2 separate regions of the Homo sapiens genome follow, and region 2 is linked to region 1. The links are chromatin loops, found by intact Hi-C in ENCODE. Cell type or tissue: GM12878. All regions are shown on one strand. Each heading gives the region's core, and the rest is flanking DNA. Links, peaks and the distances in the headings are about the cores only.

The links. Peaks named below come from ENCODE experiments on the same cell type or tissue, not always from the same donor. Only the 100,000 strongest peaks of a DNase experiment are listed, where the experiment ranks them.
Region 2: a loop joins it to region 1, with 2.2 times the contacts of the local background. A loop is called at or near these places in 2 of 110 quality-filtered maps.

What each region holds. Positions count from the first base shown.
Region 1 is chr5:112,109,155-112,124,618 of GRCh38, reverse strand. No RefSeq gene overlaps it. Among named protein-coding and RNA genes, the nearest start is that of EPB41L4A-AS1, 44 kb to the left of the region's middle. In GM12878, for the core only: no CTCF peak of the experiment used is centred there; DNase peaks (open chromatin) are centred at 4,895 and 8,038; H3K4me3 peaks cover 311 bases; H3K27ac peaks cover 974 bases.
Region 2 is chr5:112,018,650-112,034,113 of GRCh38, reverse strand. No RefSeq gene overlaps it. Among named protein-coding and RNA genes, the nearest start is that of NREP-AS1, 110 kb to the right of the region's middle. In GM12878, for the core only: no CTCF peak of the experiment used is centred there; a DNase peak (open chromatin) is centred at 8,163.

The DNA.
Region 1 (15,464 bases), core at 4,659-12,658:
TCCCCGAAAAGACCCTATCTCCAAATATGGTAACATTCCGAGGTACTGGGGATTAGGATTTCAATATATAAATTTTAGGGGATGGGGACACAATTCATAACAAGTAGGAAAGAAGAGCACAGAAATATTTAATGTCACATGGCATTTCTGGATTATTGAGATTTCATGCAAAAATATAAATCTTAATTATCAGGCAAGAAACATATGGATAATCAGTTACGTAGTGATCCTAGTCTTCTGATGGTCAAAATGCTAACCAGGGAGGACATATCCCCTCCTCCATGTGAAGAAAACAATGCGATCTGAGTTTGCAAATGTGTGGAGAGTGGGGATCTGAAAACAGAGGTGGGAAAACAGATCCTTCAGAGCCTTCCTTGCACACCAAGTGGTAATGAAAGTTAGATATTTTAAATCACGTAGCCATGTTTTTCATTCAGGTTATAACACATATACAAGCCGACACCCTTCCCAAAATTTCGGCATGGTAGTATATTGAATATATGCTGTTTCATGGGAACATATTTTTCTACTGTTTTGAAGCCTTCAAATGTAGGAAAAGATCTCTAAATAATTAAAAAAGATTGTACAATAATTCCAAAATTTTCAAATGGATCAGAACCTATTTCTCTGGAGGCATTATTAAACACAGAACTACATAAAGAATCAAGTATTACTGTTAATAGGGGACAGATGAGATTAGAAGTTCTGTAAATACCTTCTGACTTTTAGTGACATTGTTTCCTCCTCTGAATCAGAAAATGCGATTGTGCTAGAGATCTGAATGTTTTTCATTATTATCTAGTGAAAATGACTTAGGAGAAGGCTGGTGGGTGGTGAAATTCTAGAGATGGAAATTAGCTTGGTGGTCAATCCTGGGGATTATTGTCAGATCAAATCTAGGTCTGTCTGCTGTGATCATTGGGCTTCCAGGTTAATTCTGGGTACAATCCCAAAAGTAAGGTTTAGTTTGGGGGAGGAGAGAGTGGAAGGAAGATGCCCTCGCCTTTTTCTCCCTGATAATTGACCTGGCCCCTTAAAGTGCTGCTCTGGATTAAGGACGCCAGACCAAGATCTGTTAGGGGCTAGACCTTCTTCCTACACAGTGGTCACATTCAGAAGAGGGCAAATGAAGGGAAATGGGGGAACCAATACCTCCACTCAACTGTGTCTAGTAAAGGTTCTCGAAAAGGCTTGTATGTCACATTCAAGCTTAACATGCTCCTTTTGAAAGCACACATTTCTGTGTGCTGCCCATTTTGCTTCAATTAGTCATGGATAAGGAGGATTACATTATATTGGAGTGTTTTTAGCAGGGTTTTAGCAGGAGTTTCTTACATTAATCTGCTTGCAGTTCTTTAGAGTCACACTTTTGAGTCACACTTAAATTAGGGTGAGTCTACCCTAGAAACAATGGGGATTACTCTCAGGTGGTGGTGTTTTTTTGTTGTCGTTGTTCCTAAGCAGAAATTTCTGGAGCTATTATAAAGAACAGTGCTCACTAATATGCTTAAGTCTAGAAATTGCTGTTTCATTAATAAGTAGAAACTGGACAGCTTATCCCTTTTCTCAGAAAGTATTAGTGATTTCCTGTGGGAGGCAAGAAGTAGGAGAAAAACGCTTCCTACGCTCTTCCCTAGTTTGTATGTTATTTTCTGTGGCCTAAAGAGACATGCTTCCTCTTCTCTTTTCCAAATTTATCACTTTCTCTCTTATATTCAATCGCAGCACACCCACGGGGACTAATTCTCACCTCTGTGATTTTTGTTGTACATTTCATCATTTCTACAATTCTTCCAAATTGTAGAAATAATCTGGGGGGACTCCAAAAAGTGAATGTATATGTATTCTTAGAGCTGTCATCTCACTTGCTTTTAAGTTACAACACCAAGCGGAATTTTAGTCAACCTTCCTAAGTCAGTTAAATACAAAGTTTGGATGTAGTCCAAGGCTTATAGTTTCTGTTATTTATTGAGTTTTCTGCAATGGACATTTTAATAATGGGGAAACAATTATAGTGACACATGACAAGTCTTTATCTTGTAGGTTAGAGAGGAGAATGATATAAATGTTCTCTCCTGTCAGTTTCGTCTGTGACATGAGTAGATCAATTCAATGTGTATGTTCTTCAGATTCTCAAGAGTCTTGGTTCAGCGGAAGGACTGGGCTCATTGTGTGTGTGTTTACTGTCAGTCATTGGTCAAGTGGTGAATATCCTGGGCTCTTGTATTGACATTTTGGGGACTTTCTTTTCTTTTTTTATTTTTAAGCAAATTAAGGTTTGCTAGAGTTAGTGGTTATGTTAGGCTACACAATTTGAGAGGAGAATTGGTAGGATTTGGAAAGGGTTTTTTAACGAAAGCCTCAGGAGAAGTGTCCACTTATATTTTGGAGCATGGACTGAATAGATTAGTCAAAAAGTGGTCAGAAAAATAAGCACTTATTTTTCTTAGTACTCATGTGAGGGCAGAGGGCTGAAAGCAAGAACACAGCCATGTTGCCTAGGAGCCAATTGTAGCATACTGCTAAGCATAGACTATTTTTGATAAATGTTAACCATCTTCAAGATGATAAAAAGATAAGGAAGACAAGCCATATTCTTTCTTTTTATAGGACCAATCAATATCATTTTGTATTTCAACCAATTAACATGCAAAGAGGGGATTCCAAAGAGATACGCAAATATGTTTCCACAAAGAAATCCAATTTAGAAGCAAGAGATTTTAATGTCCTTGCTGGTCACGAGGTCAGGGTTGTATCTCCAGTCAACTGTATCAATTAGTATTGCTCTATATGTAAAACGACCTAATTAAAAAAACCCACTTCCTTAGAGAGATGTGGAAAAGGACACAAGTAATGATTCAAAGAGGCTTTGAAAAGTAGGCAAAGCTACTGTAATCCGTCAGAAATGTATTGACAATTTAGGGTATATTTATCATATCTTCTGTTCAAATGAGCTAAGGACTCACGATGTTGCTTGGACTGTAAAGAAGAATTTATATAAGGTCTAATACGTGAAACTTGTCTTGACATTCAAGTAAAAAGATGTTTAAGGCAAATGAAAGTGCAGGCAAAAATAGGACTGGGGAAAGGGATGAATCACACAGTCAGAGCTGTAAAGACCGTCAGGGGAACAAGATGGATGAGGTCAGCTTGAGAGCTAAGTTGGGAGCCTTGGAGTCAAATGGGAGATGCTATTTCTCATCCCAGCATCCCAGGAAGGATTAACATTCCAGGACTGGAATCATAAAAGTCTCTAAGTATGATGCAAAGTCAGTTAAGAATGAACTAAAACTTGGGCAGGGTGAATATATGAGTAGTAGATGTTGAGGGTGGAGATAGCAGAATAAGTAAAAACTGCAGAAAAACTACACGGTGATTTTTGACAAAAAGTGGTGACAGTACTATGAATACCTGGCAATGAAATAAGCAAACCTGCAAAGCAGGTTCACTGTGAACTAGATATCAACTTGTCTGAGTCTGGTGAGACGAGACACACACACAACACACCACATGAAGCAAGTTTATTACTTACAGATAGGTAGGAAGGGACAACAGAAGTGTAGAATTCATTGCAAGTCAGTCAGTCCCCCAAGGCTTAGGAAAGCTTCCTGTGGAAGATGGAGTCTGCTTCATGTGCCCTATTTGCACTGCAGCTAAGGGACCCAGGAAAGCAGCCCTCACTAGGTTTTATACCCCAGGGTTGCTAGACTCACTGGGCTAAAGCACTGAAGGGCATCCTGTTTCTGGGGGACTGGAACAGAGCCCAGGATGTGCTGGCCAGTATCTCCCTATTTCAGGATGTTACATTCTCAGCACACCCTATCGCTATTCTTGAGAAATAGAAGTGAGAAAGGAGGGATCAGCACAGGGCCAGTCCAACGTGCTGAGAGCTGTCCTGCCAAACCTACCAGATCTAATGGACTTAACAACTTGACTGTGTGTCCACATGAGTGTGAACCAGGAGGCAGGTCCAGCACTCAGTCTCACCATCAACTAGGGTGCAGCCACATCCCACATGCTGGCTAAGAAGGGAGTCCAGGAAGTGGGCATGGAAACTACAGCCCTTGCTTACTTCACATTTCCCTGGAATCTAAGGAGCATGGTAACTCTGTGAGCATTCTTGAAACTGGAATTTTGTTAGGATGATATTTGTTAAGCTTTGTCAGTTATCAGTAGTGAAAATTGTCGGAAAGAAAATGAAAAGCATCATTTGCTTGTTTCAGGGACAGGTAGTATGGGAGAAGTGGGGTGCAGCAGGGTGTCTATCTCAGTCTATAGGGAGAATCGGGGGAGAGAAGTGTCTATAACAGTGATTCTCAATGTGGGTGTGGGGGATTTTCCCCATAAAGGAACATTCTGTAATGTTTAGAGGCATTTTTTATTATCTTGACTGTGGGAGGACATGCTACTGACATCTGGTGGGGAGAGGCCAGGGATGCTACTAAGCTACACTGCACTGGACTACACCTCCTACCTACCCAACAAAAGATTACTGGGTTCAAAATGACAACGGTGTGGAAGTTGAGAAACCCTGGTCTAGAGGAAAGTAGATAGTTCAGCTGAAAACAAGGGAAGTGAATGAGTCTCACCACCAGGCCTGGTGTGAGAAATGGGTGAACTGGGACCCAGTGGGAGGGGAACTGGTACAAAGAAAATAATGTCCCAGGGATGGGAGTAGGGTGGTGTAGAATAGAGTGGGGAGTATTTGGAGGAACATCCTACATTCCTTAACAAATGTATCTGGAGGAGAAGCCAACATCTGTTACTTTAGAGGGGGAGTTAATCTTTTCCCAGTTCCTTTTCTGGAGAGATTTGTGGTCAAAATAATTCTTGTCTAGTTAACTCGCTTTTACCATCTTCAGAGCCAGAAGGAAGAGATAAGATCTACTTCTTCTTTTAGGTCTCCTCTACCTTGAGCAAAATCTTTGATTAACGCTGTTCCTCCCTTGAGCTATCCTTTGCTTCTGTATTTCCTTTAATGGCCACTGAGTGGTTTATGCTTAGTGCCTCTAGTTTCTCCTAGCACAGTCTGTCGTTACCATTCCACTCAGCCTATTCAGTGAAGGTCATTGGTGTCCTCCTCCCTGCTCCACCCAGGCTCATTTGAATAGTTCTTACCCTGACTGCTTCTGTTTGGCAGTTGGCACTGTTGTTTACACTTTTTTTTCTTGGAATTCTTACCCTCCTTTATTTATCTACACCCTTCTTGCTCCACTTTTTCATCCCCAAATCCTTCTCTTGCTTCTTTCCTCACTCAGTGCTTACTCTGGGTTCCCATAGCTATAGCTCCTGTCCTACTTTCTTTAATATATTTTGCTGGCAATGTCACTTCTTCACCCTCCTCCATCAACTCATTATGGAAAATTCTTTTATCTAAAACCATTAGTCCTGTTTTTTCTAAGTTACAGACTGTTAGTGCCAACCTACTGAACAATTCCACTTCACTTCCATGCCATAATATCAAATGTATATTTGAGTACAAAGCTTATCATATCCTTTTTCATCAACTGCTGGAAGGTTACATGATACCTTTATGAGGACCCAGAGAAGGCAGGACGTAGCAGCTCCTGCCTATAATTCCAGCACTTTGGGAGGCTGAGGAGGGAGGATCACTTGAGCCCAGGAGTTTGAGACCAGCCTGGGCAACATAGCGAGATCTCCGTCTCTAAAAAAAAGTTATAAATTTAGTTAGGTGTGGTGGTGTATGCCTATAGTTCTAGCTACTCAGGAGGCTGAGTGGAAGAATGGCTTGAGCCCAGGAGGGTCAGGCTGCAGTGAGCTATGATCGTGCCATGGCACCCAGCTTGACTGACAAAGTGAGACCCCTTTTAAAAAACAACAACAAACAAACAAGCAAAAAGATGCCCCAGAGAAAAACTCCTCTGACTTATATCTGATTTCCTTCCTTGGCACATGCTTTTCCTGTATCTCCTTACTTGCTTTTATCTCAAGACTTTGGATTTCTGCTCCAGTAGGAAGATTCGTTTTGTCCTGTCAGTGAACACCCATTACTCACCATGTTACTTATGCACAAAGGTCCCAGTTTAGTGACACTGTACTTTCTCATTTCACCCACACAAGTTTATTGTGCATGAAATTTCCACTTTAGTTAGTCTGGATTTTGCGGTCTCTCACTATTGTGCTGGCTCACAACTCTTAGAAGGTCATTCTTTTACCTTTCACTTAATCCTTGCTATGCTATTATCTTCTAGGTAATATTGGTGTTTAGGCAAGAGTCTCCACTTCCTTGGGTCAAAGGGTGTAAGCTATGGAAGTTTCTGGCTCTGAAGTAGAAGCTAGTGGGAAAAATTTGGGGGGCATGGAGGCCTTTTGGAATGTTCAAAATCACATCATGCTGGCAGCTGCCCCGTGTAAGCTTGGCCATAGCACACTCAGTGCTACTTCTGTTTAAACCTTCCTGCTTTGTATGGCCATTGCTACCCTACCAAGCAGGAACAGTGAGGTCTTGAGAGTTTATCAATCAGGGCAAGAGCAAAGGATGGAAGATGGAGAGAAGTAGAAGGAAATTAAACCGAGTGCCAGGGTTTCCTTTTTCTACCTATTGTGCAAATAATTTAATAAGTTTTGTGTGCTTTACTTTAAATACAGTTTTGAAAATTGCATGAAATGAATTTTTGCAAATCAAGTTCTATTTCAAACATAGTATTTAAAATTCATTCTGGTAAATTCCATTAGGTTGCAAGGAGTGCTTAAAAAATATCACACTTTCATTTCAGAAAAGCTGTTCCTTTTAATATCAGGTTTGTTTGCATTTACTCCACATTTGATTTCATAATCACAAAGCCAAGAAAATAGTTTCTGTTCTGCCACCGGTCAATAGCAATATTAAAACTGTCAGCTTGAAGCTGGCCCAAAGAGAATGTAATAATCTGATATTTCTTCTGCTTTTCTATGTTGAAAGCCATGATGAGCAATTTAGGTTAAAATAGTACTCTGTAGCCCAAATTAGCCACACTATACCAAATCCATAGCAGATTTTCACTTCTTTTTGTGCCATTATGTTTTATTCTTTAATGCCATCCAGTTTCTTTTCTACTCAGAAAAAAAAATTATTGGAAGTTTTTTCTTTTTTTTTTCCTTGACATTTCTAGAGGTAAGTAAAGGAAATTACTGAGTGCAATGAGAATGATGTGATATGTGGGATTGTATTTAGGATACATTGGGTAGGCATTTACCTCTGTGTTTGGTTAGTTCATGAAGAGGATTATGAACAAAGTCAGAAATTCATATAATTTAAAAAAACATATAATTTCTGTTTTTCCTGGCATTTTAACTATGTTTCTTGAAACACTAATTATGGGGGGAAAAATGAAGCTAAAACTTCTTAGCTGGTGACAGCATTGGGTTTTTCTTAGAATTGGCAGAAAAGTTTAGTAAATATATTTAAAACATCTATAGTAATTCAGTTTTATTGAGATTTTAATGTTATAGAATGTCAGAGTAGATCCTGTTGTTTCTGTAGGTTGATATTTGGCAGGAAAAACCCCCACCACATTTCACCAAATGATATAATAAAATTAGACACTTTTTGGTTTGATTTGTTTGTTTTCTACTTTTGTGGCATATCAGTGTTAGAGATAACATTGTATTCATCTCGAAAAGTGCTATTTAAAAGGCAGGTGAAATTCCATTACTGCCAATTTATAGAAGCATGAATTTCATAATGGCAAAAGCAAGGCCTAATGCAGCCAGCAGGTAGCCCTGTTTTCTGGCTGTTTCATCTTGCAGATAATGTCACCAAAGTATAATTTTGCTATTTTGCTTAGAAATTATGTAGTGTACCCAGGGAAGGTCCACAGAATATAACATGAAGGCTTGGGATACATTTACCAGGGTCTGAAAAACAAGTGAAAAGAAATGGCATCCTGTATCATCAGGATTTGTTTCACCCTATACTTTTAAATTAATATGATAATAGCAAGCCTTCAGTTGCATAATAGAGATATGGGTGGTTTCACATGGGATGTTTTTCTAATGTGAAAAATTCAACTGTCAGTTTCAGAACTGTTCCTTTTCAGGTCCCTGTGAAAACCTCTGTGGGTTATTATTTGCCAAGTGCTGACAGATTTTCTCATTTCTCTTCCTCTCAGTCCATTCTTCTTACAGAATACCAAATAACCTTTTAAATATGTAAGTCAGATCCCAGCATTCTGATTAGAAACATTTCAATGGAATTTTATCCCATTCAACTTAGAACAAGAGTCACATTCCAAGCCATGCTCCACAATACTCTATACCAGCAGTACTCATTCATTTTGGTTTCAGGACCCCTTTGTATTCTTAAACATTGTTGAGGTTCTCCAAAATACTTTGTTACATGAGTTATATCTATTGATAATTATATTAAAAATTAAAGCAACATTTAAAAATATTTGTTAATTCACTTAAAAATAACAGTAATATACATATTTAATAAAAAACTATAATTTTCAAAAAAAAAGGTATTGAAAATAATAGTATTGCCTTACATTTTTGTCAATTTCTTCAATGTCTAGCTTAACAGAATTTGGGTGAATTCTCATACCTAGTTTTTCATTTAATTTATTGCAATCCCGTATGTCCTTTGTCTTGAATGCTCAGGTCCATTTCACTCAGGTCTCTGCAGATGGGTCTCCCTTTTCCATACACTTATGTAGTCACTCTTCTTCCCATTACCCTGTTTTACTTTCTCCATAATATTTAAAAGTATATAAAATGATATTATCTATGTTTATGTTTATCATCCATCAGTACCTACTCAATTGTAAGCTCCACTTAGGCAAGGACCTTGTCTTATAAACCGTTGTGTATTAGTTTTCTATAGTTGTCTAACTATCCCCAAATTTAGCAGCTTAAAACAGCAAAGATTTATTATCTCCCAGTTTCTGCGGGTCAGGAACCTGGATGTGGCTTAGCTGGGTTCATCTGGCACAAGACCTCTCCTGAGGTTGTAGTCAAGTTAGGAGGAAAGATTTGCTCTTGAGCTCATGCCTGCAGGCTTAGATGATCTGCTTTCAAGCTAATTCACATGGGCCAGGGATGCCTCCCTGTATGGTAGTAGGCTTTCTCCAGGGTGAGAGGGCCTCCAAAACAGAAGCCACAGTATTTTCATAATTTAATCTTGGAAGTGACATCCCACCACTTTTGCCATTTTGTTTATTGGAAGAGTCACTAGGTCTAGCCCACACTCAAGGAGAGGGGATTACAGGGTAAATAATAAGAGGCAGAGGACATTGGGGGCTGAGATGCTACCTAACATCAACTGTATCCTGAGGACACGGCATAGCATCTGGCACATAGTAGGTGCTTAGTAAATACTTGTTGCATGAGCATAGTGCCCATGAAGTGCTCAGAGGGTTTGGTTTGGTTTTCTGAGCAGAAGGGGGTCATTTGCCTTGGAAGGCTCTTGAAATCTATGGTATTATTCAGGGCTTCTCTAGTATGTTGTGTTATTTAGGTAGTTGGTATAAGCTTATATAGAAAGGAAAATATTAATTTCTTCTATGGGATAAAAAGACTTGTTGCTGGTGCCTTCTGAGGCTTAAAGTAAAAAAATGGTTGAATATATTAGTCCCAGGCTGTGATGTGTTCCTGCAAAGGAAATAGAAAGAATAATATTTGTTTCACCCATTCTTCTTCTTATATAACATTTTATCATCTAGAGAGATTGCACTCTTGTGGGGCCATTGTTCTCTTCTGATATCTTTGTTTGACATCCCCAGGGCAAGGAATACATTGAGTTGTCTGGCTGGCTATATTTGTTCTAAGATGTAGTAGTTGCAAATTCATTAATGTTATCCATAAATAATTGTAAGCATTTTCTAAAAATTGCAATATGGCTGAATTTTATTTTATGACATAGAACTGCCATATGTACTTTTAAATTGTAATACTATTTTAGGTCTTTTGATGGAAATTATAGCTAGTTTTCACTCTTAGTCACTATATAATAACATTTTTTACACTTGTTTCTGGGACTGTACACATTGATCAATTGTTAGTATGAATCAGTCTTTAAAATGTTTTCCTCTATGAGGCTCAGCTGGGAGGATTTGATAATTTCAGTAGAGAATGAGAATAAAGGAAAGGATACTGTCAGTGAATTAGAAGTAAGTCTGGGCTGGATATCTGGTCAAGAAAGGGGTGACCTAAGAACAATGTAAGCCTGAAAAAGGCAGGTTTCTAAATCAATCGAGAAAAAAGGGGCTGGAGTATTCAGAGACCAAATACATTGATTTTACTGTTTTGCTTAGGGTTTTTCAAGTGTAGATAATGTAAACATCATGGATAGAGGTTTTTTTCCAGCAGGCCTCTTGTGATGATGGGATGACCCTCTGGGATTTCTCCAAGTGCCCTAACTTAGGCAGAGTGATGTGATTTAGGAACACAGATTTTGGTGTCAGACAGATCTGGACTTAATTCTCTGCCCTGTCATTTTTGACCATTAGTGGAGGACATAATTCCTATACTTTATAATTGTTAAAAAGATCATGTGGGAAAATACATGTGACACAAATGCCTGACATATACACTAGGTGTTCAATATTTGTAGCTCTCTATCCTCAGCTGAGATTTGGCAGAACCCACAAATCTCGCTAACACATTTTCAGTTAGAGAGTTCTTTTTTGTGGACACATTCAGATTTTAATCAAGCCTATATTTGCAACCCAACAAGAGCTCTCCTTAAAACAAAGAAGATAGCCAAAGTTGGGTATTATTCTATTTGCTACTTACGGTCTCTGTGTATTAAAATTATTCCCAGGGAGTTTTATGTATGACAAAATCCAGAAAAACTCAGATTGCTCAGCATGGGTAGTCAACTCCACAATTAAAGTTGTCATCAAACATCAGGCTTTTTCACAGATGATGGAAGTGTTTTGAATAAAACCTCTAAGTGCTATAAGGAGAGAAGTAGTCCCAGAGAGTGAGAATTGATAATATATGGACAAATTACTGAGAGTGTTGTGTAGTCTTCAGGCTGTCTCATTGTTTCAGCTCAATGAATCTTTAATTCTCGTGAGACAGTGTTTTCCAAAAGCATTATGGGTAATTGGGTTAGTCTTTATGCTATTTAACAAAACATATTTATAATTCTTAGTTATATTTTGAATATATAAAGAACAGACATCCATTTACTCACCACACACTCAGATTTAAGAAATAGTCACAGTTTGCCATATTTTTATGGGCTCTTTTTTTTTTTTTTTTTGAGACGGAGTCTCAGTCTGTCACCCAGGCTGGAGTGCAGTGGCACAATTGCGGCTAACTGCAACCTCTGACGCCTGGGTTCAAGTGATTCTCCTGCCTCAGCCTTCCGAGTATCTGGGATTACAGGCGCCTGCCACTGCGCCCAGCAAATTTTTGTATTTTTAGTAGAGACAGGATTTCACCATCTTGGCCAGGCTGGTCTTGAACTCCTGACCTCATGATCCACCCACCTCAGCCTCCCAAAGTGCTGGGATTACAGGTGTGAGCCACCACGCCTGGCCTGGGCTCTTTCTTTTTAAATTAAATTTGTGTTTTTGCTAAAACTTCAGTCTCATCTCTTCTCCCTCCACTTCACTACATTGAAATTAGTATGTTCTTTTCCATCATGTTTTTATTCTGGATTACAAATATGTATATCCATAAAGAATGCATGATATTACTTTGTATGTTCTTTTAAAATTACATAAATGGTATCACATTACATGTAGTATTTTGTACCTTATTTGACCCACAATGCTTTTTAAAAAACATTTGCCACGTTATCGCATTAACTAACATGTAAATTTTATTATATAAGTGAAGTATTTTTTATTTCCCCATTCCCCACTGATAGACATAATTCCTTGCTTATTTATAAACAATGCTATATACATATCCATCTATATGTCTCCCTATGCACATGTGACAGAGATACTTTAGGTTACATTCTTATTGTTTATTGAATCATGGGACTCAAATCTTTATTCCTCTGTAGGAGTAGTATACAGTCACATCCTTGCCAAGGTCTCATGGAGAGCAGAATTTACTTGCCTGCTCTGACTTTTGGCTTGCTTGACCTTGTGATTTGCCTTGGCCAAGGGGATGTTAGCAGACGTGACGCAAGCAAGTATTTGAAATGTGTTTGGGTATTTCAGCATGCTTTTATGCTCTCTGCCATCCCCATGAGAGAATGCCTTGGGTAATCTGTTGAGCCCAAAATGAGGAAAGACAGATTTGGAACCCAGAACAGATTTGGAATCATCCCACAGCTTTGTGTCAAGCCTGGCCATGCCTGGACTTCAGCTGAAGCCTCCTCACCTGCAGACAAAGGAGTAAGAAATAAGTGTCATTGTTCCTGTGACACTAAAATCTTGTCATTGCTTTTTCTAAAGCAAAAAACTGACATACATTATAAATTTTATTAGGTATTATAGCATGCAATGTATTTATCTGTATTGTTCCCTATAGTCAAATAATTGTTTCAACTATATGAATTATATCTATTTTTTTTGGTAAGAGAGAGATTTTAATTTCTTATTTAATATATCTTTTATAATGCTTCTGGAAACCATTATTTCTATTTTATGGTATTTTATTTCTGCAAACCAAATATAGGTGTTCCAAAAAGAAAGTATCTAATATGAGGAAAGTTGTAATTTCTTCCACCAGTAGACCCATACAAAAGAAATCCAAGACAATTGTGGGTTAGTACCTAAGGATTGGCCTATATAATTCCTCAGTTACCAAAGGCCCCAAGTATTGTTAGTTCGTGACATAGTTTACTTGGCACAAGAACTAGAATAGCAAAGACAAACTTAATCCATATTGTAAAACTATTAATATGGCTAGAAAAACCATCCACTTTAATATGTGGTTGATGTAACTTTGGAGAGAAAAATATCATCTAGAGAAATTTTATGGATAAAAGTATTTCTCATACCACAGAGGACAGTGTTTCTGAAATGTGAGAAGGCATTTTGAATACTGGGCTTCCTTCTATACATAGGTAATTGATGCTATCTTGGAGGCTTACAAGATGGAACTTATGTGTATTATAAGTATGCAATTATTTTCCTTTAGAAACAAGAGATTTTCACATAAAACTATACCATTCAGGCCAAGAAAGAGAAATAGATAGGTGAAAGCCATTAGTGATATTGAAAATGGACTGAAATTGGCTTAGCTACTTTTGAATTTCCTTACTACAACTCATGTGAAAAATAGAAACTAAGTCCAATGAATCACGAGTCATCTAGGAGGCAAGTTTTAAGGAATTTCTCTGAAGGGACCATTCAGACCTGTTAATTCTTATCAGTAAATCATAACTTCTTAGGCACTTTTAGGTCAGAGGAAACTTGGTTAGAAAGAGATGAAGCTGATCCTGGTCATTTTTACTTTCTTGCTGTAGTTGAGGAAAAGAATAATATTTGGTTAGGTGACTGTCAGTTTCAGCTTTTAGACTCCTGAACTAATAATAGCTATCATTTGTTGAGTACTTGCTATGGTTCATGGCCCAGAAACTGTACTCTTTTTTTTTTCAAACATGATCTTCACCCTCAAAAGATGGTGAAACTGAGGCACACAGCAGTCACATTGCTGGTAAGTAAAAGAGCCTAGATTGAAGCTACCTCTGTTTGGCCCTTGGCTGTCTGTACACATTGCCCCCTCTGAATGGACAACATGAATTGAGTGTTTGTTGCATGTGAAGAATTACATAATATTGTAAAATGTGCAGACCAAAAATGTCTATTTTTAGGTCTTTTTTCCCCATTTATTTCAGAAAAGTTACAGTATACCACTCTTTACACCTTTGAATTGAAATGAATATTTCTCTCTCTTATAACTAACAGTATATACATGTGCAACTGCTTATTGTCTAAGAGGAAAGAGCCTTTAGTGTGGTGAAATCACTCTTTAAAGCTTTGAGAAGGGGATTCAGAAACAAATTTGCTGAAGGGGATTCCCTGGCTTTTAATGTTGAATATAGCAGAATTATTTATTGCCTGGATCAGAACTTTGCTTCCACCATCTCCAATTTTGTTCAGCTTTGAGACAGAGAAAATGGTCTTCGGGTAAATGGGCTTATTCTCTGGCTTGGAGTGGTCAAGAGGCTGGGTTCTGACCCAGGTACATTTCCTAGGGGAGCTTGGGAAAGATTTCTTCTCCCAGTGAGAGACAGCTATCCCTTTGTGCTTTTTGTCTTTGCAATTCTGGTGGAAACATGATATTTGGAGCTTTTGCAGCCACCTTGAGATCATGAAGATCTAGAGAATTACAGAGATGCAGCTTAAAGTCACCTGATTATTGACACTGGGAGAGGGCTGGAAATGTTTGCTGTTGAACATGATCATTTACTTTCTCATTCTAGTTGTTGGTAAAAACTATACCTCAACTCTTCTGTTTCTTAGATGTTTATATGAGAAAGTTCTATCTTGTATTAATTCATATATCAAATTTGATTCTCTATGTAACTATAATATATGACATATACATTTGCTATGAACTTTTGCACAATAACGCAATTAAATACTGTTATTTATTGAGAACTAGGTTATCAGACTCTTAGTGGTCTAATAACTGTACAATCTTATGTGATAATAATTAATGGCAAATCATTTGAATGTGAATTTTTCCATCCTAATTTTATCTTGGAATCTAGCCCCTTGAGTCTTACAATCAATTATGTTCAGAATTGTTAACTATGTTTTCAAGTAGCCTTGACACTGCAGGAGCATACTTAAAGATGACCTCTTGACTAATCTCAGGCCTGATTGGGACACTTTGCCTTTTTAGGAACCAGCGCTTTGTCTTTGCCTGGGGAAGCTCAGGCAATAGTCAATACTTATTAAACAAAGTTAAGCAGAAGTAAACCCAAGCTCAACTTATCAAGGATATGAGTCATACTGGCAGATTTGGGGTGGGGGAGAGAGTACGTGTGTTTTAGATTATATTACTTAAAAGAAGAACCTGAGGCAGGGATTTGGGTATATGTGAGTTAACAAGGAAATGCTTCTCAGGAAAAATCTGTAAGGGAGTGAAGGCAGCAAAATTGGCAAAGGGGAGGCATTGAGCAATGATATGGTCTTGGATAACATCCAGCCTTGGCCTGATTTGCAGAGGGCTCTGGAGTGTAAGTGGTTCCACCTGGAGCTGTCCGGTCTCCAGGCAAGAGGAACCTGCTCTGTATTCTGTGTTAGCCAATCATTGGCCATCCTCAGGGGTGGGCGTGGCATGGTGATAATGGTGATGTGATTTTCCAGGCATCTCCAGCTGAGGCAATGCTCTAGAGATGGTCACAGGTATAAGCTGTTAGCTAGAGCAATTTCAGCAGCTGGGAGGTGAGCTTATCTATCCACAAAGGTTATCTGAGAGGGGCAACAACTTCTACTGCTGTTAGTTTACCTTTGGGTATAAACCTCAACTTTGAGGAAAGAGTTAAATTCAATGGAAAACAAATTTGTTGAGTGCCTACTATGTGCAAAACAGTATGTTGGGGC
Region 2 (15,464 bases), core at 3,652-11,651, 89 kb after region 1:
CATTTCCCCCTATTCTTCTTTCTGTTTCTGTACTCTAAATTAGTACACACAGTATTGCTGGATCAAAGATTCTTAACTTGTAACATTTTAATAGATTCCTAATAAATATTTTGCTGGTCAATGTATTAGTAATTGCTCTACCAAGTAAAGTTGCGTTAAGCCTCTCCAGACACTCGTCAGTACTGGCTAGTATCAATATAAAGATCTAAATTAATCTTTGCCGATCTTGTTTTAGTTTGAATTTATTTCTTCTTTTCATAAGTTTATTGGCCCATGATATTTCTTTTATGAGTTGCCTGTTCATGTACATTTTTTCCCGATTGGGCTATTTGCCTTTAATAACCCAGTAACTCAAAACAAGGTTTGCCTTGTGAATTGTTTTATTGTTTGCCTTTAAACAATACTTATTTATACATATATGCTAATATGGTATATATTAATATCTTAGGTATATTGATATATAGTGATAAAGTGTAGGCCTTACTAAGTTATTTGATTCTTAGTTTTACTGAAAATATCATAAATTATCTTGATATAAACAACTTTCTGTTATCTGGAGGAAAAAGAATAGGGGAAAGAGAAAAAAGAAATTGCTCCATGAAAATCTAAAAAATAAAATTTGGAAGAGTGTTGCTGTTTCTGTGCATTGTCTATACTTTCTCCTTATTGTCTCTATTTATTTTGCTTATGTTGTATTTTGCCTTGCAGAACTTTCTAATTATCTGAACATATGTTTTCATAATTTCTTCTAGTTCTTATGTCATGCTTATAAATATCTCCTCCATTCTAAGCTTATAATATTTACCATAGTTTCATTTAGTTTTTTGTGAATTTACTCTTCAGCTCTTTGTGTACATTTTTCATCTTTCTGGAATATATTTTGTAACAAAATATAAGGTAATGGATTCAGTGTAATTATTTTCCAAATTGCTGTCCTTTTCCAAGTGGCTAGTTGATTGTAAAACCTTCTTCTTTGAATAGTTACATTTCCCCTCTGCTGATTTAAAATACTGTCATTATCAAAGACTGTATTTCTATATACTTGGGTCTATTTTATTTTGCTAATTCTGGCTATTTCTGTGCTGATACTGTGATGTTTTTATTTACTGTAACTTTAATATGTTTGAATATCTAAGAGGCTTTTCACTTTCCTTTTGCTAAAATACAGAGCCATTTTAAAAAAGTAGAGTGGGGATATTACTGACTTTTATTTATTTATTTATTTATTTATTATTATTATACTATAAGTTTTAGGGTACATGTGCACAATGTGCAGGTTAGTTACATATGTATACATGTGCCATGCTGGTGCGCTGCACCCACTAACTCGCCATCTAGCATTAGCTATATCTCCCAATGCTATCCCTCCCCCCTCCCCCACCCCACAACAGTCCCCAGAGTGTGATGTTCCCCTTCCTGTGTCCATGTGTTCTCACTGTTCAATTCCCACCTATGAGTGAGAATATGCGGTGCTTGGTTTTTTGTTCTTGCAATAGTTTACTGAGAATGATGATTTCCAATTTCATCCATGTCCCTACAAAGGACATGAACTCATCATTTTTTATGGCTGCATAGTATTCCATGGTGTATATGTGCCACGTTCTCTTAATCCAGTCTATCATTGATGGACACTTGGGTTGGTTCCAATTCTTTGCTATTGTGAATAGTGCCACAATAAACATACGTGTGCATGTGTCTTCATAGCAGCATGATTTATAATACTTTGGGTATATACCCAGTAATGTGATGGCTGGGTCAAATGGTATTTCTAGTTCTAGATCCCTGAGGAATTGCCACACTGACTTCCACAATGGTTGAACTAGTTTACAGTCCCACCAACAGTGTAAAAGTGTTCCTATTTCTCCACATCCTCTCCAGCACCTGTTGTTTCCTGACTTTTTAATGACTGCCATTCTAACTGGTGTGAGATGATATCTCATTGTGGTTTTGATTTGCATTTCTCTGATGGCCAGTGATGGTGAGCATTTTTTCATGTGTTTTTTGGCTGCATAAATGTCTTCTTTTGAGACGCGTCTGTTCATGTCCTTCACCCACTGTTTGATGGGGTTGTTTGTTTTTTTCTTGTAAATTTGTTTGAGTTCATTGTAGATTCTGGATATTAGCCCTTTGTCAGATGAGTAGGTTGCAAAAATTTTCTCCCATTTTGTAGGTTGTGTGTTCACTCTGATGGTAGTTTCTTTTGCTGTGCAGAAGCTCTTTAGTTTCATTAGATCCCATTTGTCAATTTTGTCTTTTGTTGCCATTGCTTTTGGTATTTTAGACATGAAGTCCTTGCCCATGCCTATGTCCTGAATGGTATTGCCTAGGTTTTCTTCTAGGGTTTTTATGGTTTTAGGTCTAACATTAAGTCTTTAATCCCTCTTGAATTAATTTTTGTATAAGGTGTAAGGAAGGGATCCAGTTTCAGCTTTCTACATATGGCTAGCCAATTTTCCCAGCACCATTTATTAAATAGGGAATCCTTTCCCCATTTCTTGTTTTTGTCAGGTTTGTCAAAGATCAGATAGTTGTAGATATGCGGCGTTATTTCTGAGGGCTCTGTTCTGTTCCATTGATCTATATCTCTGTTTTGGTACCAGTACCATGCTGTTTTGGTTACTGTAGCCTTGTAGTATAGTTTGAAGTCAGGTAGCGTGATGCCTGCAGCTTTGTTCTTTTGGCTTAGGATTGACTTGGCAATGCGGGCTCTTTTTTGGTGCCATATGAACTTTAAAGTAGTTTTTTCCAATTCTGTGAAGAAAGTCATTGGTAGCTTGATGGGGATGGCATTGAATCTGTAAATTACCTTGGGCAGTATGGCCATTTTCACGATATTGATTCTTCCTACCCATGAGCATGGAATATTCTTCCATTTGTTTGTATCCTCTTTTATTTCCTTGGGCAGTGGTTTATAGTTCTCCTTGAAGAGGTCCTTCACATCCCTTGTAAGCTGGATTCCTAAGTATTTTATTCTCTTTGAAGCAATTGTGAATGGGAGTTCACTCATGATTTGGCTCTCTAACATCAAATTTGTAGATTAATCTGAGGAAAAATAACACTTTTAAACTACTGAGTCTTTCTGTTCAAAACTAAACTAGTTTTTCAAGTCTTTTATGTTCTGCAGTAGTTTTATACTCTTTTTCTTATAGAAACTATGCATTTCTTGTTAAACTCTCCTGGAATGTTTTGTAGTTCTTGTTTCAATTATTGATATATTTTACTACTATGTTCTATAAGAAAATACAAAGCTATTTTTGTATATTGAATTTGGGTCCAGGTAAATGCTAAATATCTTGTTTTCTTCTAGTACTTTCTTACTGGCTTACTTTTGGTTTTCCAGATACACAATCATATAGTCTACAAATCATTAAATTGACTTTTTAAAAATGTTTCTAGATCTTACTCCAATAATCTGTTTTCAGAGTTCTTCCAGAGCAAAGTGAATCTCTAATTGTAATATTGGGCATCCACTCATCTTGCTCCTTATTTTTAATCATTATGCTTCTAGCGTTTTAAGATTAAGCATGATCCTGGCTTTTGGTTATATATGCTATTATCTTAATTTAGTAACTAGACATTTTTACTATATTGACTTAAGTCAGAAATCAATAACTTTTTAAACCGATTTTTATAAAGTAGTTTTTATAAATGAATTTTGCCATTTAGATGACTATATTATAAAATTCATTTTATAAAATCATTTTTTGCCATTTATTTGGATGACTATATGATGAACATTATTAACAGAATTCTTAATTTTGAGCCATCCTTGCCTTCCTGAAAATATGAACTTTGTTTTTTATGGTGGCAATGATATGCTAACTTTACAAATAATTTGGGAAACATTTCTTTTTTTTTTTTTTCATGTGTTCTGGTATAGTTTAAATAGCATGGAATTTTTATCCCTTGGAGATCTGAAATAATTTATTTGTGAAACTGTCAGACTTGGTGAAATTTGAGGAAATAGCTCTTTGAAAGTTAAAATAACCTACCATCATGGATTATTTAATTAATATAGTCCAATTATTTAATATAGTCCAATTATTTAATATTGTACAGATTGTTATTTAAATTTTTATAGAGCTACTTCCTCAAACTTCCTTGATCCCAGGAGTTGAAGGCCAGTCCGGGCAACATGGAGAAACCTTCTCTCTACCAAAAATATAAAAAAATTAGCCAGGTGTGGTGGTGTGCACCTCCTTCCAGCTACTCAGGAGGCTGAAGTGGGAGGATCCCTTGAGCCTGGGAAGCAGAGGTTGCAATGAGCTGAGTGAGATTGCTCCACTTCACTCCAGCCTGGGCAACAGAGTGAGGCTCTGTCTTAAAAAAGGGGGAGGGGAGAGCATTAGGACAAATACCTAATACATGTAGGGCTAAAAACCTAGATGACGGGTTGATGGGTGCAGCAAACCACCATGGCACATGTATACCTATGTAACAAACCCACACATTCTGCGCATGTATCCCAGAACTTAAAGGATAATAAAAAAAAAAAAAGAAAAAAACCCAGAAATTTTTAATTTGAATCATCCACTTTATTTTGGTTTAAGTATTTATTCGCTCAAAATTAGGCAAATCTTTCCATACATAGGCATACCTTGGAGATAGTGTAGGTTTAGTTCCAGACCACAGTAATAAAGCAAATATCATAATAAAGCGAGTAAAAACTCACACACATTTTTTGGTTTCCCAGTGCATATAAAAGTTACATTTATACTATACATTAGCCTCTGAAGTGTGCAATAGCATTATATCTAAAAAAAATGTAAATAACTTAAAAATACTTGATTGTTTAAAAAAGCTAATGATCATCTGAGCCTTCACAAATCAATCTTTTTGCTGGTAGAAAGGGTTGCCTCGATTTATTTATTTATTTATGTATTTATTTATTTATTTTTTAAGACGGAGTTTCGCTCTTGTTGCCAGGCTGGAGTACAATGGTGTGATCCCAGCTCACTGCAACCTCCACCTCCCATGTTCAAGCGATTCTCCTGCTCAGCCTCCCAAGTAGCTGGGATTACGGGTGCACACCACCATGCCCAGATATGTTTTGTATTTTTAGTACAGATGGGGTTTTGTCATGTTGGCGAGGCTGGTCTTGACCTCCTGACCTCAGGTGGTCCTCCCGCCTCAGCCTCTCAAAGTGCTGGGATTACAGGTGTAAGCCACTGTGCCTGGCCTGCCTCGATTTTGATGGCTAGTGTCTGATCATGGTGGCGGTTGCTGAAAGTTGGGGTGGCTGTAGCAATTTCTTCAAATAATACAACAAGGAAGTTTGCCACATCGTTGGACTCTTTCATTCATGAAAAATTTCTCTGTAGCCTGCAGTGCTCTTTGATAGCATTTTACCCATTGTAGAACTTCTTTCCAACTTGGAGTCAATTGTCTCAAACTCTGCTGCTACTTTATCAACTAAGTTTATGTACTATTCAGAAAACTTCTTGTCATTTTAACAACAGCATCTTCACCAGGAGTGAATTACGTTTCTAGAAACCTGTTTCTTTGCTCATGCATAAGAAGCAATTCCTTATTCATTCAAGTTTTATCGTGAAATTGCAGCAATTTAGTCACATCTTCCAGCTCCCTTTTTAATTGTGGTTCTCTTGCTATTTCTACCACATCTGCAGTTCCTTCTTACACTGAAGTCTTGAACCCCTTAAAGTAATTCAAGAGGGTTGAAACCAACTTCTTCAAAATTCCTGTTAATGTTGATATTTATATCCACATATAACTTGTGGCAGCTTCTACATCTGTGCTTGCTGCTTCACCTTACACTTTTAAGTTATGCAGTTGGCCTCTTTTGTTAAACTTTATGAACCATCCTCTGTTAGCTTCAAACTTTTTTTTTCTGCGGCTTCCTCACCTCTCTCTGCCATGATAGAATTGAAGAGAGATAGGGCCTTGCTCTGGATTAGGTTTTGGCTTAAGGGAATGTTGTGGCTGGTTAAATCGTCCATCCACATCACTAAAACTTTCTCCATATCAGTGATAAGGCTGTTTTGCTTCTTATCATTCATGTATTCACCAAAATACTACTTTCTTACAAGCGATGTGAAGGACCTCATCAAGGAGAATTACAAACCACTGCTCAATGAAATAAAAGAGGACACAAACAAATGGAAGAATATTCCATGCTCATGGGTAGGAAAAATCAATATCGTGAAAATGGCCATACTGCCCAAGGTAATTTATAGATTCAATGCCATCCCCATCAAGCTACCAATGACTTTCTTCACAGAATTGGAAAAAACTACTTTAAAGTTCATATGGAACCAAAAAAGAGCCCACATCGCCAAGTCAATCCTAAGCCAAAAGAACAAAGCTGGAGGCATCACACTACCTGACTTCAAACTATACTACAAGTCTACAGTAACCAAAACAGCATGGTACTACTACCAAAACAGAGATACAGACCAATGGAACAGAACAGAGTCCTCAGAAATAAGACCATACTTCTACAACCATCTGATCTTTGACAAACCTGACAAAAACAAGAAATGGGGAAAGGATTCCCTATTTAATAAATGGTGCTGAGAAAACTGGCTAGCCATATGTAGAAAGCTGAAACTGGATCCCTTCCTTACACCTTATACAAAATTAATTCAAGATGGATTAAGATTTAAATGTCAGACCTAAAACCATAAAAGCCCTAGAAATAAACCTAGGCAATACCATTCAGGACATAGGCATGGCCAAGGACTTCATGACTAAAACACCAAAAGCAATGGCAACAGAAGCCAAAATTGACAAATGGGATCTAATTAAACTGAAGAGCTTCTTCACAGCAAAAGAAACTACCATCAGAGTGAACAGGCAACATACAGAATGGGAAAAAATTTTTGCTATCTACCTGTCTGACAAAGGGCTAATATCCAGAATCTACAAAGAACTTAAACAAATTTACAAGAAAAAAACAAACGACCCTGTCAACAAGTGGGCAAAGGATATGAACAGACACTTCTCAAAAGAAGACATTTATGCAGCCAACAGACACATGAAAAAATGCTCACCATCACTGGCCATCAGAGAAATGCAAATCAAAACCACAATGAGATACCATCTCACACCAGTTAGAATGGTGATCATTAAAAAGTCAGGAAACAACAGGTGCTGGAGAGGATGTGGAGAAATAGGAACACTTTTACACTGTTGGTGGGACTGTAAACTCGTTCAACCATTGTGGAAGTCAGTGTGGCGATTCCTCAGGGATCTGGAACTAGAAATACCATTTGACCCAGCATTCCCATTACTGGGTATATACCCAAGGGATTATAAATCATGCTGCTATAAATACACATGCACACGTATGTTTATTGCGGCACTATTCACAATAGCAAAGACTTGGAACCAACCCAAATGTCCAACAATGATAGACTGGATTAAGAGAACGTGGCACATATACACCATGGAATACTATGAAGCCATAAAAAAAGACGAGTTCATGTCCTTTGTAGGGACACGTATGAAACTGGAAACCATCTATCTGAGCAAACTATCACAAGGACAGAAAACCAAACACCACATGTTCTCACTCATAGGTGGGAATTGAACAATGAGAACACTTGGACACAGGGTGGGGAACATCACATACCATGGCCTGTTGTGGGGTGAGGGAGGGGGGAGGGATAGCATTAGGAGATATACCTAATGTAAATGACGAGTTAATGGGTGCAGCACACCAACATGGCACATGTATACATATGTAATAAACCTGCACATTGTGCACATGTACCCTAGAACTTAAAGTGTGTGTATATATATATACAGGCTTTCTAAACCTAGAATTCTGATTCTATGGGCTGGAGTTTTGCTAAATGTCCTGGTCACCTCATCTCAACCAACGAATAATTAAGGAGTGCCAGCTATGTGTAGAACATTGTGCTTGGACCTGCAGAAGGCACAGTTCCTATGTTTTGGGGATTAGTTCTCTCTATATCTAAACAAATTAATAAAAACAAACAAAAGTAAGATAAAAAAAATTCCCTTCAAGAACTTCCCCTTTGCATTCACAACTTGGCTAAGACTGCAAGAGGCCTAGCTTTCAGTGTATCTTGGCTTTCAAAATGCTTTTCTCACTAAGCTTAATCTTTTCTAGCTTTTGATTTAAAGTAAGAAACATGTGAGTCTTACTTTCACTTGAGACACTTAGAGGCTATTGTAGGGTGATTAATTGGCCTAATTTGAATACTGTTGTATCTCAGGGAGTAGGAAGGCCTGAGAAAAGAGAGAGAGATGGAGAAACAGGTGGTTGGTGGAGCAGTCAGAACAACACAACATTTATCCTTTTAGCTCACTGTCTTATATGGGCATGGTTTGTGGTGCCCAAAACAATTACAAAAGGAACGCCAAAGATCACTGATCACAGATCACCATAACAGATATAATAATAATGAAAAAGTTAGCAATACTGTGAAAAGTACCAGAATGAGACATAGAGACACAAAGTGAGCAAAGCATGTTTGGAAAATGATGCTGATAGACTTGTTTAATGTAGGGTTGCCACAAAGCTACAATTTGTAAAAAAAAAAAACACCATATCTGTGAAGTACAATCAAGGGAAGAACAACAGAATGAGGTATGCCTGTAATTTTCTTACTTTATGGAATATTTGTGTTTTCCCCTCATTCTTATTCCTAATTTTGTGCTTATTGATTGTGTTATTTTTAAATATTTAGGAATTCAGTTACTTAATTTTTCGCTTTAGGAGTTACCTCTAGGATTATTCATCTATTGTATGGCATTGCTACTTTCTAATTAATTAATCTTGCTTTTAAAAATTATTACTATTTCATTCTACTTCCATTAGGTTTATTTTGTGTTTAAATTTCATTTGATTAATGAGTATTTTTATTTTATATTTAGTAATATTGTGTTTGTAGATTGTGAATCTTCTTCAGTTTTTTCCTTTGTTTTTGTTAGGCCATTTTGAAAGTTTTACACTGATCACTTAGTGTATTATTATAACTAATAGTTATACAGGTTTTTTTCAAGAGTGGTAACATTACTACCAAGGTCATTGTGAATATTTATATTATTTTGAGTCAGTGTGTGCCACGAGTTCTTTCACAGTCAGTGTTCTTCACTTGTGATTTTTTTGTTTTGAATCATTTTCCAACTGGCTCTATTAAGACTTCATGCATGTTTCTTTTTCAGAAAGAGCTTTTAAGTGATGTTATTCTAGAAGTATTGCAAAATTGAACATTTCCTCCTGCTCTGTAAATGTCAGCATGTCTCAATATATAGTTCTTGAGTTCCATCCCCTTTCTTTCATCCTTTTGGAGATGTAGTTTCTTTGTCTTTTTGGCCTTGAGTTTTTCTGAAGTGAAGTCTGAGTTTATTCGTTGTTTTTTTTTAAACATTTGTAGGGGATCTGATTCTTCTCTTTCAATACTTACAAGAGCCTTTGTCTTTGGAATTCAGTAATATCATTAGGAAATATCATGATTTTAAAGTTATTTGTTCATGGAACACAGCAAGCCCTTTCAATATGAACATACACATTTTCTTTTAGAAAACAAATGTTTATTGATAAATAATTTCACGTTTTATTCTCCTTTTTATGTAATGACTGCCTTCCAAATCTACCCTCTTCATTTCTGTGTTATTTTCTTGAGCTATCCTTCCATGTTACAACCATGTTTCTGCCAGGGTTGGTTTATCATCTCGCTGTTTCCAATTTGGTTTTCGTTTTCTGTAATGGTGTTTTCCCTTAGCTATCCTGGCTCACTTTTAAATCTTCCTCAGTCAAAATAGCATCTCACATTTGTTCTCTTGCATCTTTCTCTTTGCTATAATTATGGATTTAGGATATTTTGTCTAAAATTTTCTTCTGTTTCCTGTAGTATCTATTTCAAAATATTTTCTTCACCTGCCTTTTATTATGTTTCATTCTTTTTTCTTTCCTTTATGCTATCAACCTTATTAGATTTTTTCTGCATATAATTAATTTTTGACTGAGGTATCAGTCACGGTTAAGGTGCAGATACAGGAAGCTACTTTAGCTACTTTAAGTGCAAAGCATTTACAGCTGGAAAGTTTGTGTTACAACATTACCAGAAGGACAGGAGAAACAAGTTCGAAGCTGGGCTACAAGGAATGATTCCTAGAACAGTACTCGAAAACTGGTATACCATGGTAGCTACTTCCTCTGCAACAGTTAAGCTGCCATGGTAACAGGTGGGAGGTACAGGCACTGGTGGTTGGGTAGATGTGGTAGTAGGAGTTTATAAAAGTTGTCTTCTGATTATTTAAATTTTCATAGTGAAGTTGGAAGCAAGCTCATCTAAGAATGAGGAAGCAGGAAGAGATGATGAAAATTTGAGGCAAAAGAGAAAAAGTAAAATGGTTTTCTAGGAGAGTAGCAAATGAACAGGCTAGGGAAATGTAGTATGAGAGTCAAGGAGTATTAGAGGGTGGTTTTAGATTTGCAACTATGAATTCAAAGTGACACCAGACAGGGTAATTGTGTGTTTTTCTTCAGCCATGTCCAGCTACGGGAGTACAAGTATGGGATGGTTGAAAGGTTACATTTAACCAGGGTTAGACATTTCCAAGTCATTACATTTCCAAGACATTACAATGATGGGGAGAAAGGGGAAGTAAGTTAAAGGTATAGGAAGGATTATAATGATCGACCATGGAAATAAAGCTAGGTAAGAGAGAGAATATCAAGAATGTTGGGGACAGTAAAATGTTGGTAAGACAAATAAGCTGGAGTCTGGTGGGGTCAAAGGATTGTTGGAGTTGGGGTGCTAAATGGAGTGAGAGGAATAAAATGAGGTAGTTATTCAGTAGTAGGATATGTGAAATTATGATTATGTGGAGATAAAAGTTATAATAATAAGGTCTATGGTATGACAACTAAAATAATGTTGAAGACAAGATCATTGGAGAAGAGTTCAAGCAACTGAGAATTTAAAGGGTCATCTACATGTATATTAAAACTCCAAAAATTAAGGAAGGAATAGTCATGAGGATACGGACAATGAGCCAGAAGCGGAAGTATTTGAGAATCAAGAGGGAGTGATCTGGGGGAAGTTCTAGAGATGGGGCAACATTGAGAGACAGGAGGTGATATACTATGATGCCAAGAAATGTCAAGCTGGAAGTTTTTAGGTAGACTGAAGTGAGAAAGTAGCAATAAGCAACAGAGAAGATCTCCACCCACTCCCATGCTCAGCAATATGAGGGCAGGGAGAAAATCAGCCTTTACTTGAAAGGACTGTGTGGGGAAGCAGTGCCAAGTTTACCTTGTGAAAAGGAAGTAAAAAGATAAAGGGAACATATGAAAGAAGAGGCTGGGGATGGGTGAGATTATGGTGATGATGGACAGATTATGGGAATCTGAAGGTCTAGTAGGAGGATTTCAAGAAGGATGAGAGAAGGTAATAGAAGAGGCGCTATCAGAGCCTTATGGAGATCATAGGGTAGGAGATGAGTGTCGAACGAGACATCTGGGGATGTTTAGTTTAAGATAAAAAAGACTAAAGGCCACAATAAGATTCACCTTGGTTAATTCAAGGTGAGTGGTAGCAAGGCTGAGTGTTATGGGCAGGAAGAGTTATGTGCTTGAAGCTCCCTCAAGAAATGGGGAAGCAAGTCTTTGACTCAGTAAATGAAACCCAACTGGACCCTATACTATAGGGTTAATAAGCCTGGGGGAGGCATTTTCCTGACTTTGACACAGTCCAAGGATTTACTGTGGACCCCAGGTCAGGGAGGGGCTCTTTTTTGAACGTTAGTGGAGTTGAAATTCTGGGGAAGCTTGATGCTACTTTATGTAGCATCTTCATCACTGGTAATCTAGGTAGAAGGCCTAGAGGAGGACTGATCTCAGTCTCTGTGAACTGTCCTTACTGATTTCTGGTGAGTGAGAATAGGGTTATAGATGGGGACCATTGATCTTGCTGTTTGTCAGAGTGTTGTTTCTAAACACTTTCTCTTGAGATCTGATTAATCATCTGCCTTAAGACATGTGTCACTGTGTGTGCATGTGTGTGTGTGTGTATAGGGTTGAGTTTAGGGTAGTATATAAGAAAAAAGGACCGTCTTATAATTTTTTTTTTTGAAATATCATAATGATGGATTATCTCAGGTTCACACAAACTAAAGATATCACAGTACATGTATGTGGTACACATATGTATGTACGCATGTGGGGGCAGTGCTACATGGTACCTTCTTCAACTTTGCCACATGGTTTGTCCCTGAGTATGCAAATCTAACTCAAGTTGGGTGCTTCTTTTTTCGTTCCATGGTTCCACCTGACCATTGGTATTTTCCCTGGCTACTTAAAGGATATTGGCCTATTTATTTATCTATTTGTTAATGTTAAGATATTTAGGTGACAAATAAAGATTATATATATTTTCAAAGTACACAACATGATTATTTGATGTATGTATATATTGTATAATAATTATAAAATCAAATTAACATACCCATCACCACACATGCTGTACCTTAGATCCCCAGAACTTGTTTATTTTATAACTGAAAGTTTGTACCCTATGATGAACATCTGTCCATTTCTCCTACCTCCTAGTCCCTGGTAACCAGTGTTTTAGTCTCTGTTTCTATGAGTTTGACTTTTCAAAATTTCACATGTATGTGAGATCTTACAGTATTTGTCTTTTTGTGTTGGGCTTATTTCACTTACCATAATGTCCTCCAGGTTCATCTGCGTTGACATATACATTCCATGTTCATTGCAGCATTATTCACCAAGGTATGGATTCAATCTTAGAATTTGATGGACAAATGGATAAAGAAAATGTGGCATACACATACACACAAATGCACATATACACATATACATACTATATATAATACATTAGAATATGATTCAGCCAATGGAAAAAAAGGAGCTCTGTTTTTAAAAAATCTGCACTCTGATCAAGATTACGGAGATAGATTTTCTCTCTCAGTATTCTCCTGTGGTTGGGTTTAAATTATATATGGAAGAGTAGATATTATTGGAAATCTTTATGTTGTGGTAGTTCCCTAGTGTTATTAAAGATGATACGTTTGTCTTTAGATCAGGTTTATGTTATTTATTTTAATAGACCTCAAGAAGAATGGTTATGCAGGTATGTTCTCATGGTGCCATCTTCTTGTAAGTCTTTGCTTGTGTCTCTTGTTTTCTTACTAAGTAACCGAGTATTATCTTTTCAAAAGCTTTCATTTATATGTTGCTAGAGTATGTGTTGACTAAATTATTAATAATTTTGCTGATGTCAACAAAGAACATGGATCACTAGGTGATACTGATGTCTGCACATATCCATGCTACTCACAGTTTTTCATGACTTGAGGAGAGAATTCAAAGCACATAGTATCATGAACACAGTCACAAATATTAAATATTTTTTAAACGTTCAAAATATCTTGAAGTTAAAATATTTTGAGATTGTATTAGTTTTCTATTGCTGAGTAACAAATGATCACACATTTAGTAGCTTAAAACAATATTCATGTTGTTTTGCTTACCCTTTCATAGGTTAGAAGTCTGGCATGGCATGACAGAGTTCTTCGTTAGATTATCACAGGGCTAAAATCAGGGTATTCATTTGGATGAATTCTCATCTGAAGACTCTGGAAAAATTTGCTTCTAAACTCATTTTTTTTTTCTGAGACGTGTTCTTGCTCTGTTGCCCAGGTTGGAGTGTAGTGGTGAGAATATCTGCTCACTGCAGCCTCAACCTCCTGGGTTCAAGCAGTCCTCCTGCTTCAGCTTCCACATAGCTGAGACCATAGTGAATGCCACCACTATACACAACTAAGTTTTATATTTTTTTTATAGAAATGGGTCTCTCACTCTGTTGCCCAGGCTTTTCTCGAACTCCTGGGCTCAAGTGATCCTCCCTCCTTGGCTTCCCAAAGTACTAAGATAACAGATATGAGCCACTGCATCTGGCCTAAATTCATTTTTTTGTTGTTGGAAAAATTCAGTTCTTTGTAGTTGTAGGGCTGAGGTTTGTCTGCTTTGTGCTGGCTGTTAGTTGAATGCTGCTTTCAGCCCCTATAGGCCACCCACATTCTCTACCACATGTGTTAGTCAGGGTTCTCCAGAGGAACAGAACCAATAAGATATTTATATTTATATTACTTGAATATTTGTTAATATTTATTTATTATAAGGAATTGGCTCACGTGATTATAGAGGCTGAGAAGGCCCATGATCTGCCGTGTGCAAGCTGGAGACTGAATACCCACAAGAGCTGGTGTTACAAGTTCTAGTCTGAGTGCAGAAGACTGATGGCCCAGAGTGAAAACAGGCAGAAAGAGTGAATTCTACTTTATTCTGCCTTCTGCTCAATTCAGACCTCCAATGGATTGGAACAGGCCCACCCACATTGAGGACTGTAGGCTGCTTTACTCAGTCTATTGATTTAAAGGATTCAAACTTTTAAAGTGTCTTTGGAGTCATCAAGAAACATCCTTACAGACACACCCAGGGTAATTTTTAACCAAATACCTAGACACCTGGTGGCCCAGTCAAGTTGACACATAAATTCACCATCATGTCATGTAACTTCTTTCATCTTCAAAGCCAGTGTGGTAGGCTGAATAATGCCTCACTCAAAAGATCTCCATGTCCTAATCCCTGCAACCTCTGAATGTGATAACTTATATGGCAAAGAGGATTTTTGCAGGTGTGATAATTAAGATTTTTGACATGGGAGATTATCCTGGATTATCTGGATGAGGCTGATGTAGCCGCAAGGGTCCTTTTATGGGAGAAGGCAATACGACAATGAAAGCAGAGATTGCTGCAATACAGCTAAGAGCCATGGAGTGCTGAAGCTTCTGGAGCTGGAAGATCAAGGAACAGATTGTCCCCTGCTGCTTCCAGAAGGAACCAACCCTGCTGACACCTGAATTTTAGCCCCTTAAGACTAATTGTGGATTTCTGACCTCCAGATCTGTGACAGAATACATTTACATTGTTTTAAACCACCAAATTTGTCATAATTGCTTACAGTTCAATAGCAAATGTATAGTCTGCAATGGGGAATTTTCCCCTCATTAAATCTCACTTGCACCTTGAAACTCTCTTAACTTCCTCTCCTGAAACCACAGGGAGAAAATTCTCTGCTTTTAAAGGGCTTATGTTATTAAGCCTGGCTCACTTATAGTTGAGTGCTAACTTAAGGTCAACCGATTTGGGTCTGTAATTATGATACAAGTACAAAATTCGTTCACAGAGGCACTAGTATTTGATTGAATAACTGGGAGAAGATGTATGTATACAAGATGCCAGAAATCTTGGGGGGCTGTCTTAGAATTTTGCCTACCACAAAGATGGAAAACTTTTAAGGTGTCTTGGGAGTCATTTAAACTTTAAAATAATTTAGACTTGAAATTTACTTGGTCTTATGGTTATTAGAGATTAAAAATTTTCTAGTTTTTTGATTTATTTAGGAGTTCCACTGCAATTCTGAATTAACATAGGAACATATTAT